2 separate regions of the Homo sapiens genome follow, and region 2 is linked to region 1. Evidence: read pairs that join two places in POLR2A ChIA-PET (ENCODE). Cell type or tissue: A673. All regions are shown on one strand. Each heading gives the region's core, and the rest is flanking DNA. Links, peaks and the distances in the headings are about the cores only. Region 1 overlaps LINC01058 (long intergenic non-protein coding RNA 1058). Region 2 has its middle 16 kb from the start of LINC01066.

Region 1 (10,225 bases), core at 3,373-7,372:
TTTTTTGCTTCAGTTGCTATTTTTACTACCGCTTAACATCCACACACTCATACGAACCCAGAAGACACCCTAATCCCCCCCAAAAGTGAGAGAAAGATTTGACATCCCAGCCTGCTAAGGAAGTCAGTGGGAAGCCTGGTTTTCAAATCAAATGTCTACACATGTTCCAATAGAGTACAGAGAAAATCGGTGTTTAAGAGCCCATGTGGTGGGATAATACCTTAGGGTGCTATCTGATAGTTCATTTATTTCTAAACCTAGTGTAGCTGCCATATTGATAATTAAATATCCCATAGGAGCTCTAGGAGGGTCTCCTCGTGTTATCCCTTCTCCTTTTTTTTTAGGGTAAGAACTGAAGCCACCAAAAGGCTTACTATACCACACAACACCCAAGCCTTCCTTTGGGGCATGGGGACAGTGGATCTATGGCTCCTCAGGGTGCCAACCAATTGAAGAAGGAAGCCAGCTCCACTCAACAGCTTCTACAAAGGAAGGGCCACAGGAGAGGGGCTTCAGTGGTTCCAGGCAGCTGCTTCATTCACAACAGAATGGCCATTTTCTCCAGCATGGCCAACTATCCCTAGTCTTTTTGTCATGACAGCCTAGAAGGCAGAAGCTAGGGCCAAGGCGGCTGCTAAGGAATTCCTACTCCTACTGGGGCCTAATGTCAGGCTTTCCTTATATTGTGGAGTGGGCCCTGGAAGATAGTTAGAGACCCTTCCTGCTGGGCACCCTGAAGAGGAGCAAGAGGATCTGGTGAGCAAAATGAAGCAAAAGTGCAGTGCTGGAGCTGACAGCCCTGTTCCCTACTGCACGCAGTTGGCTCAGGGCTGTCCCCCACTTTGGAGCTTCTTGCCACTCACGGGCTACCCTGCACACACTACTTACTGCCCAGGCCTGTCTGCCACCACAGTACCCTGTGCCTGAGACCTTTCCTGGCCTCTGCTGGATCCCAGGCCTAGTATCATTCCTAGGGACTCCAGAGGCAAGTCCAGGCTAATATGCTCTGGGAAAACAATGTACAATGTACATGTTTGCCTTTTGACGTAGATAAATGATACCTGGATCCCAGGTCTGGCTCTGGGGCAGGGGAGCTTCAGGCCTGGCTATGGCAGAACACTGAAGGAGGTACTTTGGGTTTTCACAACCTCTTAAATCATCTCAGAGAGAGAGTGAACAACTTACTTTCACATGCACAAGCTGCCGCTGGCTCTGTCACAAGAAGATGGACTACAAGTAATAAAATCAAGATGAAGTTCTGTGTACATCTTTCCAGCTTACAAGAATTGTAGAAAGTTGAAGATGAAAGGGATATTAAAGAGCATCTCATTCTACCTCCTCATTTTGCAGCTGTAAGAACCGAGGCCCAGGGAGGGGGACTGGGGAAGCCACCATCACACAGCTGCTCCGTGGCAGGAGTTGTGCTAACTTTCTGTGGCTGTTGCCATTACACCCAGCATCTTTTGACTTTTGAAAACAGCGAAGGAGAAATCAGTCCTCCCAGCATCTTCACCTCCCACGACGTTTATTGTTTCCAGCTGTTAAAAATTGGCCCTTTAAAAATGGGTCGTCTTGCCAGTCATTGAGGGTCACCGCGGTGGGGAGTGCTGATTTAGAGGGCGGCAGAACAGGGAGGTGATTGGAGGCATAATTGCCAGTCTCCTCCTTGGCACCTGGGGATTTCTGTCATTCAAGTCTCAGGGTGTGTGCCCTCAGCAAATACTAACCCACAGAGTCAATTGCTAACTGCAGTCATCTGTGCATTTGCCCTCTGGGGATGGAAAGCCATAAGAAATGCCATTTCCTAATCTAGTTGGCCTTGGATGAGAAGATGTTTTTGCCTAATGGAAGCCTTTGGAGAGTGAATAATGTGAATAATGTGTATTTAGGACCTACAGTGCTCCCCAGGATGCTGTAAGGGACCTGGTTATAAAGAAAAAAACCTCACTGATGGTCTTGGCTTTGTCCTTGTCTGAGTTAAGTCCTTTTGGTTGGAAGTAATCAACTTGAGCTGACGTAAGCATTAAGGGACATAGAAGAGTATAGCAGTATCTCATGAAGTCCAAGGGCAGATGGCCTCAAGGTAGCCCGAGAAGCTGCTAGGAACCTAGACAGTCCACCTTCTCCAGCTTTCTTCTCTGCTTCGTGTCTCCCTCTGCAATCCACTTTCTTCTCTGTGAGTAGCTGGGCAGAGGATAATCCCTCAACAACTATCACATCTACATCTTCTCTCCTAAAGAGATTAGCCAAAGGTGAGTGGCTGTCCTCAGTCCAATACCAGATTCCTGGGAGAGGGAATTTGGTTGTCCCAGCCTGGGTCAGGTGCACAGCTTGATCCAATCAGGTGTGCCCAGGAGAGGGTGCCCTGAGACAGGCACATCTGGGGACACTCATCCTCATGAATGACCGGACAGTTCTCCAGGAAAGAAGAGAGAAGAGTGGAGGTCAGACATTTCAAATGTATATTATAGGCATCAAATTAGTTACTGATACAGAAAAATGGCAATGTCTAAGTAGGGGGCTTGAGAAACAGTTCAAACACTGTATAGATTTTGATTATTTGCTTAACTTCCAGGATGATAAATTGTCTATTATGGAGCTGTATTTTTTTTTTGGAGACAGAGTCTTGCTGTTTGGCTGGAGTGCAGTGGCGTGATCTCGGCTCACCACAACCTCCACCTCCAGGTTCAAGCAATTCTCCTGCCTCAGCCTCCCGAGTAGCTGGGATTACAGGTGCCCACCACCAGCCCTGGCTAATTTTTGTATTTTTAGTAGAAACGGGGTTTCACCATGTTGGCCAGGCTGGTCTAGAACTCCTGACCTCAAGTGATCCGCCCTTCTCGGCCTCCCAAAGTGCCAGGATTACAGGCGTGAGCCACCATGCCCAGGTGGAGCTGAATTTTTTTTTTTTTTTTTGAGGTGGGAGGATGGAGTCTCGCTTTTTCGCCCAGGCTGGAGTGCAATGGCACGATCTTGGCTCACTGCAACCTCCGCCTCCCAGGTCCAAGCAATTCTTCTGCCTCAGCCTCCCCAGTAGCTGGGATTACAGGCATGTGCCACCACACCCGGGTAATTTTTGTATTTTTAGTAGAGACAAGGTTTCACCATGTTGGCCAGGCTGGTCTCGAACTCCTGACCTCAAGTGATCCACCCATCGCAGCCTCCCAAAGTGCTAGGATTACAGGCATGAGCCACCGCGCCCAGCCAATCTTTTTATATAGTAGATTTCTTGCAATGTAACCCCTATCCTCTGGGCTTTGTGTAAAAAGTGCATTCAGACAATCTGAGGAGTGTCTTAATTTTTTGTGTGACTATCATATATATTTTCATCCTGTTGAGGTGTGTTTGCTAGGTGGATATTGAACATGAAATCAAAGTATAATTTTAAACTTGTGTTGAAATATATGTGTATAAGCATATGTGCACAATTACCTATATTGTCAAACACCCAACCTGCTTTCCAAAGGATTTGAAGCAAGGTCTAATAAAAACACAGAAAAAGTATGGCCAAGAGCTGTAAACACCAAAAAAAGAAGTAAAGGGCAAGTCGCAAACAGACTGCAGTTGAGCAAAGCTGCAAAGGACTATAATACCAGGCCTGAAGTGGTTGCTAAATGTAGCTCTGAGCTTTCTGACATTCAAAGCCAAAAATAGGTATATTTTATTATTTAAACAGTGTCTACTCTGAGGTCCTCAAAACTCTTTCAGGGGGCCCACAGATCAAAACTATTTTCATAATAACACCAAGACATTGTTTGCATCTTTCATTGTCATTCTCTTAGGAGTGTACAGTGGAGTTTTCCAGAAGGCATATGCCATGTGCATCACCACAGCTTAAATGCAGAAACAGACATGAGGATCTAGCTGTGTCCTACTAAGCCAGACATTCAGGACATCTAAAAGTGTAAAACAATGCCACTCTTCTCACTAACTTTTTTGTTTTGGAAAATATATCTTTCATAAAATATTGATTATGTTGATATATTACGGGTTTGTTGTTATTATTTTAAATGAATTAATAAATAATTTTCTGATTTAATTTCTATTACTGTAAATATTGATGGATATATCCTGTATAAGCAAAAACTCTCTGGGGTTCTCAACTATTTTTAAGAGTGTAAAGGGGTCATTAGAGAACTGCTCAAGAATGTTAGTATTATTTAAAGAGCTTCTGCACAGAAAAACTATCAACAGAGTAAACAAACAAACTACAGAATGGGAGAAAATCTTCACAAGCTGTGCATCTGACAGGGGCTAACATCCAGACTCTATAGGGAACTTAAACATTTCAATGAGTAAACAATAATTAACCCCATTAAAAAGTGGGCAAAGGACATGAACAGACACTTCTCAAAAGAAGACATACAAGCAGCCAACAGACATGAAAAAATGTTCCACATCACTACTCAGAGAAATGCAAATTTAAACCACAGGGAGATACCATCTCACTCTAGTCAGAATGGCTATTATTAAAAAGTCAAAAAAATAATAACAGATGCTGTTGAGGCTGTAGAGAAAATGTAATGCTTATACATTGTTGATGGGAACATAAATTAGTCCAGCCACTGTGGAAAGCAGTTTGGAGATGCCTCAGAGAACTTAGAACTACCATTTGACCCAGCAGTCCCATTACTTGGTACATACCCAAAAGAAAACAAATGTTTCCACCAAAAAGACGCGTGTGCTCATATGTTCACTGCAGCACTATTCACAATAGCAAAGACATGGAATCAATCTAGGGGTCCATCAGTGGTGGGTTAGATAAAGACCATGTGGTACACATACACCATGAAATACTGCCCAGCCATAAAAAAGAACGAAATCATGTCCTTTGCAGCAACATGGATGCAGCTGGAAGCTGTTAGCCCAAGTGAATTAATGCAGGAACAGAAAACCAAATCCTGCATTTTCTCACTTATAAGTGTGAGCTAAACATTGAGTACACGTGGACGTAAAGATGGAAACAGCAGACACTGGAGACTACCAGAGGAAGAAGAAAGGGAGGGAGGAGAAAGGGAGGGAGGAAAAAGGGAGGGAGTCAAGGGCTGAAAAACTACCTATTAGGTACTATGCTCAGAACCTCAGTGATGGGATTAATTGAACCTCAAACCTCAGTGTCACACAATATACTCATGTAACAAGCCTGCATATGTGCCCTCTGAATCTAAAATAAAAGTTGAAATTATTTTTTAAAAAAAGAATATTACTATTATTTAATCATCTGTATTAGTCCGTTCTCACAATGCTGTATATTAATAAAAGTACCTGAGACTGGGTAATTTTTAAGGAAAAGAGTTGACTCACAGTTCTGCATGGCTGAGGAGGCCTCAGGAAACTTAAAATTGTGGTGGAACGGGAAGCTTGCAAGGCATGTCTTACATGGTGGCAGGAGAGAGATAGAGAGAGCAAGGCAGGGGGTTGGGGGGAAAGTGCCACACTTTTAAACCATCAGATCTTGTGAGAACTCACTATCACAAGAACACCATAAAGGAAACTGGCCCCGTGATCCAGTCACCTCCTACTGGGTCCCTCCCCTGACACATGGGGACTGCAATTCGAGATGAGATTTGGATGGGGACACAGAGCCAAACCATATCATGTTTTGAGAAAATTCAGCCTAGGTAAACAAAAATTCATGTTAGAAAGTATTACATTTGTATTACAAAAAGATTTTTCATTTTGGAAATATTAGACTTATGGAGGGGGTGATCAATAACTTTATTGATTGAATGATTGAGCAGTTCATTGTATATTTAAAACATGATTCAAGGCCAGGCGCGGTGGCTCACGCCTGTAATCCCAGCACTTTGGGTGGCTGAGGTGGGCGGATCACGAGGTCAGGAGATCGAGACCATCCTGGCTAATATGGTGAAACCCCGTCTCTACTAAAAAATACAAAAAATTAGCCAGGCGCGGTGGCAGGTACCTGTAGTCCCAGCTACTTGGGAGGCTGAAGCAGGAGAATGGTGTGAACCCGGGAGGCAGAGCTTGCAGTGAGCCGAGATTGCGCCACTGCACTCCAGCCTGGGTGACAGAGCGAGACTCCATCTCAAAAAAAAAATAAATAAATAAAAATAAACATGATTCAGATGATCCCAGTTGACTCAGTTTACCAGTTATATGTATAATACATTTAGGAAAACAAAAGTGTATTGCACAGTTGCAGTAGAAAAGAAGGAAGCATGCTTCCAGGTATGGCTAGTGTCTGCAGTTACGCAAGCCCCAGAATGGGAGGAAATGTCTAGAGTTGGTAAAAGAGCAGCACGAAAGAAAATAGGAACTTCAAAGTTTAAGTGGAACTTAATTTCTTTGACAGCATGGTTGAGCAGAAGGTCAAGGCGGTGCATATAAATTTCAGTAAGACATTAGACAAAAATATTTTACAGTGTTCTTCTTGATTAGCTAATGGAGAGATGTAGGGTAGATCATGGTACAATTAGATTGATTTGCAGCTAGCTGGTTGAACAATCATTTCCCAAAAGTCTTGGTAATGGATCCATTTCAACTTCGACGGGGTTCTTTATAGGCTTACCACGGGGCCCTATCTTAAGCCTCACTCAGTACAATATTGTTATAAGTCATATGCTGGTGAAATCTGTTGTTGACACACAGATAAGAGGAATAGCTTATACATTAAGATGCTAGAACCAGAGGCCAAAAACATCTTAAAAGACTGGAGCAATGTGTCAAGTTTAATAAGATAGAGTTTAATAGGATAGCATTCCACATTCTGGCCCCTAAAAGCTCACTAAACAAGTTCATGATGTTTGGAACATGGCATATTTAAATGACATCAGAATGAGGCAAATACATAAACGTATCTGAGCCAGGTCCAGTGGCTTATATATATAGTCCAAGCTACTTGGGAGGCTGAGGCGGGAGGATTGTTTGAGTCCAGCCTGGGCAACATAGTGAGGACCCATCTCTTTAAAAAAAAAAGTATCTGTAAGGACTTTCCTATGAGTAGGCCACCACTTGATTTATAGGATGAGGTTTCCTGAAGCTTCTTGATGTCAGTAGGTCTTAGGCCAGGGGACAAGAGGGTGAGGTTGTGGAAGAAACCTGCATGGAAAGTATGGCTTAAGAATGCAATATGCGCCCATGCAGTGGCTCACGCCTGTAATCCCAGCACTTTGGGAGACCGAGGTGGGCGGATCACCTGAGGTCAGGAGTTCGAGACCAGCCTGGCCAACATGGTGACACCCCCCCGCCCAATCTCTACTAAAAATACAAAAAAATTAGCTGGGCATGGTGGCATGCACCTGTAATCCCAGCTACTCGGGAGGCTGAGGCAGGAGAATCACTTGAACCCAGGAGGCAGAGGTTGCGATTAGCCGAGATTGCACCACCGCACTGCAGCCTGGGTGACAGAGCAAGACTCCGTCTCAAAAAAAAAAAAAAAAACAACAAAGTGCAGTATGCAAAAGAAAACAGCAAACTCAATAAATGACTTTCTAAAATGTGACGGGAGGCCTCAGAATGTATTAATAGAAATATAATGTCCAGAATAAAGGAGGGGGTGGTCCTGCTTTACTCTGTGCCAGTTAGGCCCCACCTGGAATACTGGAGGCAATTCTGGGTGACCACCTTTTACAGAGACTTTGACCAGCTAAAATATACAGAGAACATAGTAATTAAGATGGAAAGCCTCTTGAAATCATGTCATGTCCCTGCTTTCAAAGTGTGACCCTGCTGGCTACCTCTCAGAGCTCACTTCCTACCTCTTTCCCCTCACTGTTTCCTCTTCACTGATGGCCTCATTGGTATTCCCCAGACATCAAGCATTTATCATTTCAAGGCCTTTTTTTTTTCTCTCCCCAGATATTGACATGGCTCATCCCCTCAGTTCAGGAGATTTTTCTGAAAGTCAGGTCCTTGTCCAAATGTTATGTCCTTAATAGGACCTCTCTTACCTCCCAACCTAAAGAAACACTCTCATTCCCAGTTTCTTTACCCTGCCTTTCTTTCTATATATGTATCACTACCTACATTATATTATAAATGTACCTATTTAACTGTTTATTTTCTGTCTTCCTCAATAGAATATATGTTCCAGGAGGGCTGTGGCTTTGTTTTCCTTTTCCATCATTCAGCCATCCTAGGTACACAATAAGCAGTTTTTGTTTGTTTGTTTGTTTTTTGTTTTTGAAATAGGGTCTCACTTTGTCACCCAGGTTGGAGTGCAGTGGTGCGATCTCGCCTCACTGCAGCCTCGACCTCCTGGGCTCAAGCAATTCTCCCACCTCAGCCCCGCAAGTAGCTGGGACTACAGGCATGTGCCACCACACCCAGCCAATTTTTTTGTATTTTTTGTAGAGACAGGGTTTCACTATGTTGCCCAAGCTAGTCTAGAACTCCTGAGCTCAATCGATTTGCCTGCCTCGGCTTCCCAAAGTGCTAGGATTACAGATTACAGGCATGAGCCATGGCACCCAGCCCTCAACAAGGATTTTTTTTTTTTTTTTTTTTTTGAGACAGTGTCTTGTTCTGTCACCCAGGCTGGAGTGCAGTGGTGCGACCCTGGCTCACTGCAACCTCTGCCTCTTGGGTTCAAGTGATTCTCCTGCCTCAGCCTCCCGAGTAGCTGGGATTACAGGCGTGCACCAACACGTTCAGCTAATTTTTGTATTTTTCATAGAGGTGGGTTTCATCATGTTGGCTAGGCTGGTCTTGAACTCCTGACCTCAAGTGATCCACCTGCCTCGGCCTCCCTAAGTGCTGAGATTACAGGCATGAGCCACTGTGCCCAGCCACAATAAGCAATTTTTAATGGACTTAAGGAATAAAATGAGTCCGTACTGCAAACCTACAAAAGAAAAGCCTCTAAGAGCTGCATTCAAACACGTGGAGGAGCTACTTTGTGGAAGAGGTTTTTCCCACATGGCCAGGACAGAATGATGAGTGAGTGCTCAAGGAAAAAAGATTTGAGAATCTCAGGCTTTGTGGAAAAAAAACATTTCTAAGAGTTGGAAAGGGTGGGTCACTTGGGGTGTCCCTGCCACTGGTTGTATTTCCACGGATTTGAGAAAACCACTTGTCAGGGATACCGTTTGGTTTTTGAATGAGATGATACTTAAGACTGTTTCCTATTCCAAAATTTTATGAGGTTGTCACAGGTTAGGCCACCTCTTTCTTATTAAAAAGTATTTTTAAAATTTGGTCTGCTGAAGTAATTTTCCTATGTGAACACACCTTCAGTGTTTTAAATGTGACCATGGATTCGATTTATAGAAACCATGCCCATTTTCTGAAGCACGGTTTGGACTATGTGAGATTTGGAGGAGGAAGATTTTGGTTTCATGAGAAGTATGTATCACTGTGAGGGCATCTTAAGAATGATTAGGATGTACCTCATTTTTTTAAATCTACATAACCAATGTGCTCATCACCCTTATAAATAGTCATAAATGTTGCTTTCTGGGTATTTTTCTAGATAAGACATTGCATCTGTTCCAAGGAGAATGATTTTAGCACTCAATAGCTGAGAAAGGAAATGAATTATCCCATTGTAACTACTAGGGCAATTTAGGTAGTCAGTCACACCTTGGTATGGACAGACAGACAAAAGAATAAACAAGATTCTGCTATGCTTTTTCAATGAGGCCAAAGTTTTCTTTCTCCCTTTCCTTCCTTCCTTCCTTCCTTCCTTCCTTCCTTCCTTCCTTCCTTCCTCTCTCTTTCTTTGAGTCGGAGTCTCGCTGTCACCCAGGCTGGAGTCCAGTGGCGCAATCTCAGCTCACTGCAACCTCTGCTTCCCGGGTTCAAGCACTTCTCCTGCCTCAGCCTCCCGAGTAGCTGGGACTATAGGCATGCGCCACCATGCCTGGCTAATTTGTTGTGTTTTAGTAGAAATGGGGCTTCACTGTGTTGCCCAGCCTGGTCGAGAACTCCTGAACTCAGGCAATCCACCCACCTCGGCCTCCTAAAGTGCTGGGATTACAGGGGTGAGTCACCACGCCCAGCCCTTTTTTTTTTTTTTTTAAATAGCACTAAATGTTTAATACTAACACAGATCTCAGAGGAAACTGAACAGGGGTCTGGTGTTTTTAGAAAGCAAAACAGACAAACAAACTAATGAAAAAATGTTTGTAGAGGACTTTGTGTTTTTGACTTAGAGGAAAAGGGACAAAATATCAGTGCAGAAGGACTCCAGGCAGCTTCCAGCTCAGATCTCCAGCACTGACTCACTCCCACAGATCTCAAGCAGGCCAGGAGCTGTGATACC
Region 2 (10,225 bases), core at 3,756-7,755, 600 kb before region 1:
CTAGAGTTTCAATCCCAAATCTATTCCTTAGTAGCTGAGGGGTTTCAAGCAAGTTACTCAGATTCTTTAAATCTCATTCTTTTCAGCTATGAAATAGGGGTAAGAATCCTTTTGAGGGGGCTCTTGATATTCTGGAGACTGATGAAATAAAATATATAAAGGTCCTAAAGCAACGTGGACACATAGTTGGAAGTCAATGACTGTTTGATACATAAGTGAACAGAGAAATGGTCTCATGGCTCCTCAGTGATGTACTGGGTAACATTTTGCTGAGCAAAAATGGCCCCAGATAATGTGATGTCTGTCCTGGACCCCCACCGCCTCTCCTCGCATATGCTCCGCTGGATGTGTGGAACAGGCAGCATGCTGACTCTTGCCTCTGTGCTTTTGCACATGCTGTTCCCTCTGCCTAGGAGCCTTTGCCTCTCTCTCCCTCCTTTATGGAGTGGTTCCCTTCATCCCTCAAAACTCAGCCCAAGGTTCACCTTGCAGGAGGCTCCCTTACTCCTTGGTCTGGGTTGGGTGCTGCCACTGCACCCAGGCTTAATTCTACTGCAGCGCTGATCTTCCCCAGGACACAGGCCATGACTTGACTGACTGCACCATGGGGGCTAAGACAAAGCCTCCCACAGTAAATATGTATTGAAAGAAGGAGGGAAGGAAGGAAGGAAGGAAGGAGGGAGGGAAGGAAGGAAGGAAGGAAGGAAGGAAGGAAGGAAAGAAGGAAGGAAGGAAGGAAAGAAGGGGAGGAAGGTAGGAAGGAAGGAAGGAATAAAGGAATGGGTAGATGACCAGGCAGGCAGGCAAGCATTCTAAAATTGTAGGTAATGACACTATTTTGGTTTAAAATATCTGGGATATTGCTAAAACACTGAATAATTTATACATTTAAATAAGACGCTCCTCTCTCTTCCTAACAGGAAGTTTGTTTCATTTCACACAAATGAAGGCGCTGTGGTCTGAATGTTTGTGTTCTCCCAAAATTCATATGTTGGAATCCTACCTCCCAATATGATGGTGTTGGGAGGTGGGGCCTTTGGGAGGTGATTAGGTCACGAGGGCAGATCCCTCATGAATGAGATTAGTGGCCTTATAAAAAGAGGCTCCAGAGAGACCCCTCACCCCTCACCACGTGAGCACACTGTGAGACGGTGCTGTCCTGGATCGAGGAAGCAGGCCCTCCTCACCAGGCAGTGAATCTGCCTTCATCTTGGACTTTGCAGCCTCCAGAACTGTAAGAAACAAATTTTTATTGTTTATAAGCCACCAAGTCTAAGGTGTTTTGTTATAGCAGCCCGAAAAGACTAAGACAGAAAGGGACACTTTTAAAAAATATGTGTTATTTAACATTCCTTTTCCCACAGCAAGTGAAATGCTAAGCACACCTAAACTCCCACGGTAGCCATGGAATCTGGGGCTCTGCCCTTGAAAAGGGCACCTGGGGACTTCACCAGCCTACAGTCTGACAAGAGTGTATTTTTGTTCAAACTCCAGGAACAAGATCATAGAGCTTTACCTTGAATACTTTTTTCCTATAATTTCAGACATAATCATGAAACCTTAACAAATAGAGCTTAAACAGCTTGTTCCTTTATAATATATATTTTATTTTATGATATGAGTGCAACCTTATTCATTAAGATTTCATATTCTAGGCTAACCAAGGTGGCAGAGAAAAAGTTTAAAATACCTAATTCCAGCAGATGGAGGTAAGGGAAATGCCCAACCTCTCCGGACAAAAATACGTATAAAACCAGTGATGTAATAAAAGTCTTTCTCCTTTTTTTTTTTTTTTTGAGATGGAGTTTCGCTCTTGTTGCCCAGGCTGGAGTGCAAAGGCTCGATCTCGGCTCACTGCAACCTCTGCCTCCCAGGTTCAAGCGATTCTCCTGTCTCAGCCTCCTGAATAGCTGGAATTACAGGCATGGGCCACCATGCCCAGCTAATTTTGTATTTTTAGTAGAGACAGGGTTTCTCCATGTTGGTCAGGCTGGTCTTGAATTCCTGACCTCAAACTATCTGCCAGCCTTGGCCTCCCAAAGTGCTGGGATTACAGGCGTGAGCTACCGCGCCCGGCCTTTTCTCGTTTTTAACATAAGTCTTTAAATATCTTGTTGGTCTAGTGTACTAAGTAATTTAAATATATTTTACCATGTAAACAGTTCAGTAAATCAGATGGGTTTTAAGTAGAAATTACAGTTCAGAGCTGAGAATGATCTTACAGATAGATCATCTGGCCTAATTGGTTCATATGGTTAAAGTTTTAACTGTGGTTTCAATGAGCCAATGTTTATAAAACCCATTTACTTTATTCTGTGACCTCATACTCTGTTTCATTATGCATTTGAAAGTTTCCAGATCCAGCAGCTGTCTTCCTCTCTTTTCATACTCCTGAAAGCAAAAAAGAATAATTAGCTATGAACATAGCTGCATTTTCTTTAGTCTAGGAGCCAAAGTCCAAAGAATTGAATGTCTAATTAGACTTACCTAAACTCTGTCAATTTCTAACATGTATCTCTTTTGTTCATTTCCCTGATGCATTCACAATTTGTTTCTAATTCCATTAAGAAGTGACAGTTTAAAAAGAATTTAATCTGCATTGCTGTTTTATAGAATTAAAAGGATTTTCACTGAAAAATCAATCTTCAAAAAGAAAATCAAATTACCCAGATGAATATTTGGAAAGTTCACCTGGCCAATTCCTACCTGAAAGGGTGCATTTAAGCTTTGTAACTCTTCAAGGGTCATTTGATATTATCTTATCAAAACAAAAAGAAAATAAATTAAAAATGTATAATGCTAATAGTAATATCTACAAAATACAATTTCTGGAAACCCATAATTTCTCTCTTTATGAGTCCAGTGAGATAAGCTGAGCCTCCAGGTAATTTGGATATTCCAGCCCTCACTGTTGTGAGTCTCTATGCCAATTCAATTGATTCCACAACCCCAAATTCTAGGGTAGGGTTGGCTTTACTGGGTGGAAGGAAGGAGGAGGTAGAGAGGTAGTGGGAGGAGAGGGAGGATAGGATAGGCTTTGACTTGAGAGAGAAAAGAGGAAGCTTCCGCACCCCCTCAAAAAAAGGATCAGGAACTAGACTGAATGAGAAAAGGCAGTCTACAAATATTTTACTGTGTCAGATTCCAAAGACTCTGTCCCCTGTCAGGGGTCCTCTGTTTTAGAGCTGCCTGTGCCACATCCTCTGCTCTCCAGCCCATCTCTCACCCATGCTGAGCCAGGAGGAGGCCTTGGGGGAACTGACCTGCCATCTCTTTTTCTGGGGTAAATTTTCTCAAGCTGTGGCCATTGGATGGAGGAACTCTGGTGTTAGTGAAACTGGATCTCTTTTAGTCAATAAACGGATCACCAGAGAATACCTCCTACTCACCTTCAGTCTCTTAGCTACTGTCTCACCAATTTGCCTTTTATAAATGAAAATCCCCAAACATCTGGCTTAGAATGAATAAACTATCACCAGTGAGTACAGCCAAGTCAGGCTCTGATGTTCTTACACTGTCTCATGAGGCCTGAGGCAAACAGCAAAGGAGGAAATTGGCTTTTCTTCCAATAGAATCATCTCCTGAAATCTCTGTGTACCAGTCTCCAAGGTGGTGGCCCCTCCTGTAAAACTCAGACTGACACCAAAGCTACTGGGAGATCTGCCGTTTTATAAAATTAAAGCATCTTTCAGATTGTGACTTGAATGGCCTCACAATTACTTTTCATCGGGGAACAAAACCAAGGACCCAGGTCTAGAGTGGAGACACATGTAGCCTGAAGTTTCTACTTGAAAATTCTTTGTAGGGCTCTTCTGGCAAGAACGGAACCCAGGAAGTAATTTCAGAAGTTAACTGGGAGAAATATCTTACCAGTATTTAAATACATGCAAAAGATATTTCATCAAACTGAGAGCCATTTCCCTTATCAGACAAAAGACATTACCACTGAGTTAATTCAAAGTGTTCTTTGGCCAAAGCCTTCTCTAGGATCCAAAAAAGCAGATGAGAGTTTACCAGGCTCGCACACAACACATGAGAAAAACATACTTGGGTCTAAGCTTTAATAAAAAGATCCTGTCTTGGCTGGGCGCGGTGGCTCACGACCAGCACTTTGGGAGGCAGAGGAGGCCAGATCACGAGGTCAGGAGATCGAGACCATCCTGGCTAACATGGTGAAACCCCACCTCTACTAAAAATTCAAAAAATTAGCCGGGCATGGTGGCAGGCACCTGTAGTCCCAGCTACTTAGGAGGCTGAGGCAGGAGAATGGCGTGAACCCAGGAGGCGGAGCTCGCAGTGAGCCGAGATTGCGGCACTGCACTCTAGCCTGGGTGAAAGAGCGAGACGCCGTCTCAAAATAAATAAATAAATATAAATAAATATAAAAATAAAAAGATCCGGTCTCTAAGAACACCTATACGACTTCTCCTGAGTTCTAGATGTGAAATCCAGAAGGTGAAACAACTTTTAAGGATTTGAAAATTATTTCTCTTAAGGTTGGAAAATTATAGGAAAGACATGCTACTGTCACAGTTTTTCACATTGTATTTTTCTGAGCCCTTACAATTCTAAATATCAGATATAAATACTTTATTAGTCCATAAGTTACATAAAACACATTTGTTTTGCAGATTTGTACAAAGGAATCAAAATATATTGCCTATATGTTATCTCTACCACAAACTTTCATTTTTTCCACTGTACCTGAATATTTTTTCGTCTTAGCTTCAATACTTCCTGAAATTTTTTTACTGCGATGGATTGCCTGTCCACTAACTAGCATTTTATGTGGAATTGGCCTTTTGCCTTTCTCTACCTTCATCACTGAAAAAGAAAAAAACAGCAACAACAAAAATTGCCCTACCTCCCAGGAGGGGGCTCCCCAATCCAGAAAGAGACTAACTCATCTTGTCTCAATAAATTTCCTGGAAATGCTGCTGAGACAGTGGAGTGAAAGCCATCATTAATAATAGCAATGAAGGGCATGAAATCTAAAGGGAGTGTGATTATATAATTTATAAAGGGTTTTACAGTAATTTTCATTTAAGCATAAAATGCAACCAAAAAGCCTTTTTCCCTTCACAACTTCTCCTCAGAGCCATCCGCAACAAATATCCCACCTCACCCCACCTCCACCAACAAGCATGACACACCCACACCTGTCATGCCTTAGGAGCCGGCTGAGGTTTGCTGTCTGTCCTCTGGGGTCACGCTACCATCACTGCCTCTGGCCACATCTTCTCTCACTTCCTGCCTCCCTTCTCCCACCCTTCACAAAAATAAGGAAATGGATGAAAGGTAACTACAGAAGATTTGTCAGGCTCTTGGCACACACTATGTTAACTAAATTTCCTTTGCACTTAAGAAAACAGTTCTTAAATCTCACAGACCCCATCAAATTTTCATATGTCACGAAGGAAAGCAAAAATCCAGTGATCATTAGCCAACTTCTTTTTTAAAGGCAGCAATATAAATACGTTTTGGAGAAACACAGCTAGAAAACAGGGCCATTATTGTGCTTTTCCTTGAAAATATATATCAGGCCTTCACATAATTGCATGTTTTTAAGGCAAATTTGGAACACAAAGCAGAGAAAACATATGTCCCTTCTGGGTACTCCTGTGCTTGGCAGGGCTTGGAAATTCGTAACTGCCATCGACAGCAAGTCACATTGTATCACTAAAAAGCTTGAATGACTTGTTTTCCTACAAATAAAAACAAAGGGAAAGGCCTGACTATTTCATATCCAAACTATCACAGCTATAGTGACAACCATAAATAATTTAGTCTGCAATTGTGGATTCAATTTTTAAAGATATTATCTACCGCCCAGCAATGCATTTTGTTTCATTCAAGCACAATTTCATAGAAAACTACCTGGATAATTCCCTAATATCCTATATTAGAGGGAATTCACGGAGCTATGATTCTGCTTGTCCTTACATTGCAGTTTCCCCAAAGCAAATAGGTTTTATGATTAGAGTGGTTTTCCCATAAGGGTTCATTTGCCTGCTGGTTGCTCATTTGCATTGCAAATGAGCTCTCCTATTGTTAAAACCCAGCATCTCTTTGCCTCTCACTGTAAGAGTCTCCTCTGTTGGGGTGGTTTAGGGATAATTTCATGTCTACCACAAGGGAATTGACTAATTCATCGAATATAGTATCCTTTTGAAATTCTGTTTCTTGAGTGGCTGTCTCTACAGCTTCAGAAAATAGACAGATATAATCAATGGTCTTAAGATTCTAAAAGAGAAAGTGACTCCAGAAGGTTTGGGGCTTCCCCGGGGTTGAAATTCAGAGGATTCCCCAGCAGCTTGTCCAGATGAAGAGGAAAGGAGGGAAGTCTAAGGGGAGCTCGTCAGTGAATCTAGATTGTTAAACCACTTGTGTAAAAATGGAGACCAGATATTGCTTAAGCAAGGGAAGGAGGGAAAAAATGGTGGGGGCGATTGTGCTGGGGACTTTCAAACCCAACACAAGCTGAAATTTGAAAGAGGGTTGTCTTTTTAGCCATGTTAGGAGCCAAAAATTAGAAAAGTACTTTAATTTTAAAATAATGAATGCAGGCTTGACAGCACTGTCACTAATATCTAGCCTCTGTTGAGGTTATTATGTGCCAAGCATTGAGTCTTTTACATGCACGTTTGTGTTAATCCTCTCATCAACTCTGTAGGAGAGATACAATTATTGTCTCCATTTTATAGATCAGGAAACTGAGGCACAGAAAGGTTGATGAACTTGCCAGGCTTCCCACAGCTAGTAAGTGCTGGAACCAGGATCCCAGCACAGGAGAGCCACGCTGCTCACTGGTCACTCAAGCCCCCTTCTCCAGACTCTGCTTGAGGTCCCCAGCTACCTCCAGGGACAGCACAGATGGATGAGCAGAGGGGGAGCAGTGTGGACTTGCCGGTCTCTAATGTCCCCTATCACCTCTCTTCTCATCCAGTGTAAAATTAGTGTAAATTGTTCTAACCCAAGTTGCTGGTCCCTTAGAAATGAACCTTAAATGCCTTTACTTGAAGGTGTTCTTCCTTTATTATTCTTTTAAAATAGTTAAAAGTAACAGTGACCTTTAAAGAGTCAGATCCTTCCCCTTCCCCCAGTGAGTATTAAAGACTTCCTACCATCAGGATATCACAGCTTATGTGAGCTTTTAAGAGGATCCAAATTTGTTGCAAGGCACGGCCCAAGCATTTTCCAGCTCGCTTCTCTAAATTAATCTGAAATGAGTACATTGCTGCTTTTCCAGCTGCTTGGGTATATTCCATGGCCTCTTAGTGGCTTAGAAATAAAGAGAGTTGCTTCCTCCAGCTTTACCAAATAAGCATGGCAGAGCTCATCTTGCCTGTATACACTGGTCAGCTATAGCAGTGGAGGGGGATGTTGAGAAGGCTATTAGGGCAATGACCACCCTAATAGGGAAGGTTAGGATGGATTAGCTCTGTGTCCTGAGCACTGGAGGGTGGAGTGGGCCTTAAGCAATGCATCTGTACCATGAGCAAGGCATTGGAGGAAGGCAGAGAAGACGAAGCTGGAAGGCACCATCCAACCCATAGAGTCATCCCCCTTCCTTTACAGTGGGGAAACTGAGACCCAGAGAAGTATCTTGTCGAAGGTCACATCACGGATTAGTGGCAGGAATAGAAGGCTTGTTTTTTTCTACATTAGAAATGGGATTAATTTATCCTCTTCCTGGAACAAGTTGATTGAATTGAATACAAAATTGGGAAGAACAAGGATGTTCCAAGTTGTCAAATTCCCTCCTGTAGATTCCCTCACACCCTCTCTCCTGACTGCCCTCCACCCAGCCCTGCCCTGCCAGGAGATGCCAGGTCCCTGCCAGGTCCTGTATTGTATCTTCTTTCTAGTGGGTCTCCCTAGGGCCCCTCCTTGCTGTCCATCTGTAACTTTTTCACCTATTAGGTTGCAAAGGGAATAAAGGCTCTAGCCATACCCTCTGGAGTTGTAGGCACCAGATGCTCAAATCAAGATAAAAAAAAGGGAAAGCCAAGAGTCTGGGGACAGGATGAATCAGAGCAAATCCAACCTTACTGCTTATTGTTGTGGTAAACTGTAAAAATGGCCCACACTCTTTGCCATATAATTTGGAGCTTGGCTTGTGACTTTGGTCAGTGGAAAATTAGAAAACATGATGCCAAAGAGGCTTTAAAAGGTATGCACAATGTGTGTGTCCTCTCTCTCATTTGATCTCCCTGAGAACATGCCCACGCTCGTCTGCTGGAAGAGGAGAGATACACGGAACAAGCCACGGTGCCCTGGTTCCCAGCCAAGCTCATCTTAGGTCAGCCAATGGCCTGCCGGGTTTCAGATGTGTGATCCAGCTAACTATGGCCAACAGAATTCTCTAGCTGATGAGCAGGCACCTGAGAAAACCAGTGAGTACTCTTGTGTGCCACTGAGGTTTTGTGGTAATGTGTTATGCAGCATGACTCTGGCAATCCATAACTGATACACTGTCTATTAACTTACATTCTAGTTGGTTCTACCACAGGCACATAGCCTGAAGCATCACCTCTTCCTATGGTATGTGTTGTAAATCATGACTTACAAATTTTCTCTTATATCATAATCCTCAGTAAGAATCTGTTAAACATATATATGCACACATGCTATTGATTATATACACACACTCACATATACACCATATTTTGTGAAACACTATTGACCTTTAATTTGTGTAAAGTGCTCTTATTTTTTTCTATTCTATTTCCTTTTCTCTACGCCTAAGTTGTGTCTACTATACACTAAGCTGATGTCATGACTCACTAGGGGGCAGAGAGCTGCAGTTTGAAAACCACATCACGCTTTGCCACAAGACTTTCTTATGTTAGCAATTCAACAGGTATTTTCTGTGCTCTTGGTACCCTTCTCAGTAATGGGCACAAATAAGCACTCAACAAATGTTTGTTGAATTCAACTGAATTGAGAGAAGTTTACAGTTATGAACTTCCTGGGTTTGTGTCCCTAATCCCTACATTTGAGATCTAACTTTATTTCCCAAGATTTCAGAGATATGACAATGACGGTACCCTTCTGGGAGTGCTGTATGAGTCATTCTTCACAGTTCTAGCAAATTGAAGAATGATTTCCAACACTGGCCCTACTGGTGGTCTGTCTGCCCACTCTTAGTGCACCTGCCTGCAGAAGCAAGAATGCAGTCCTGCATCTGCCCCGCCTGACCGTGTGAGGGTGGGAAGACGGAGGCCAAGTGCCGTATCATATCACTCATTGCTTCTCTTATGTCAGGCTGGTGTCTGGCACACAGTAGGTGCTTAGAAAACACCTGTTGAATTGAACTGAAGTGACATCAGGCCTCCAGGTCTGTTTCTTTATCTTTAATGGAAGGAAATTCGACCAGGTTCTTTCCAGCTTTAAAAATCTAATTCTAAGTAGTGTCAACTAAATCTGACTGTCTGCCGAGGTGGAATAAACAGCTACTACATGCTGTGCTCCAGCTGTGTCAGGAAAGGCCCCTCCCCTTACAGACACGCTGCCCACTGATGTGCCGGGCAGGCCAACTGGAGCAGCACAGCTTGGCATTAAGGTGTTCAGCCTTGTCGAAATACAAAAACGTCTGCAAAGGTACGTGCAAGCTATTATCAGTCTTTTACACCAGATTGAGAAAACAACTTCCAGAACTTTGCCTGGGAGCAGACCTTGAGAGAGGGAACAGTACTATATGAAGGAGTTGACCTGCGGTGCTAGGGGAACAAGCTTGGGGTCCTCAGAGATGAAAGGAGTGTGGCGACACTGAAGGTGAACTCGTACCGGCTCACAAATGGCCCAGTTCAGCCACTTGCTGTCTTCCCTGAGCTCTTTCCCAGTGTCTCTCAGCAAAGAAGTGAGAAGTGAAACTCAGAAACTCTTCATCTCCTCTATCCAAAGCCAATATTTTGCTCTATGAGCAATGCTGGCTCTTGCATGTTCTAAGGCAAATTAAAAATAGCTGCTGTGTGCTTATTTTCCTGCAGCGAATTTAAATGTGTGCCACTGAGGCCATCACTTTTTACTTTGAAGAGGCATCATCCCACGTCCTCCCACACAGACTGGATCCTGCACCAGCTCACACACACCTCACGCTGGGAGCTTCAGATCCTGTCACTATTCCAAGCTGGCAATGGGGAGCCTCGGGCCTCAGAGACACCCCACCAAACATAGTCCAGTCACAAGCAATATGGCTTGGGTAACTGCAGTCCCCAGACTG

The links. Peaks named below come from ENCODE experiments on the same cell type or tissue, not always from the same donor. Only the 100,000 strongest peaks of a DNase experiment are listed, where the experiment ranks them.
Region 2: POLR2A ChIA-PET joins it to region 1 with 7 read pairs; 2 of 35 experiments call an interaction of 5 or more read pairs at or near these places.

The regions. Positions count from the first base shown.
Region 1 is chr13:30,410,065-30,420,289 of GRCh38, reverse strand. LINC01058 (long intergenic non-protein coding RNA 1058) reads left to right here. Exons shown (of 2, transcript NR_125771.1): 2 at 345-851. Among named protein-coding and RNA genes, the nearest start is that of LINC01058, 7.1 kb to the left of the region's middle. In A673, for the core only: no CTCF peak of the experiment used is centred there; no DNase peak of the experiment used is centred there; H3K27ac peaks cover 2,490 bases.
Region 2 is chr13:31,007,484-31,017,708 of GRCh38, reverse strand. No RefSeq gene overlaps it. Among named protein-coding and RNA genes, the nearest start is that of LINC01066, 16 kb to the right of the region's middle. In A673, for the core only: a CTCF peak has its summit at 4,863 (motif pointing right); DNase peaks (open chromatin) are centred at 4,878 and 6,068; H3K4me3 peaks cover 3,833 bases; H3K27ac peaks cover 4,000 bases.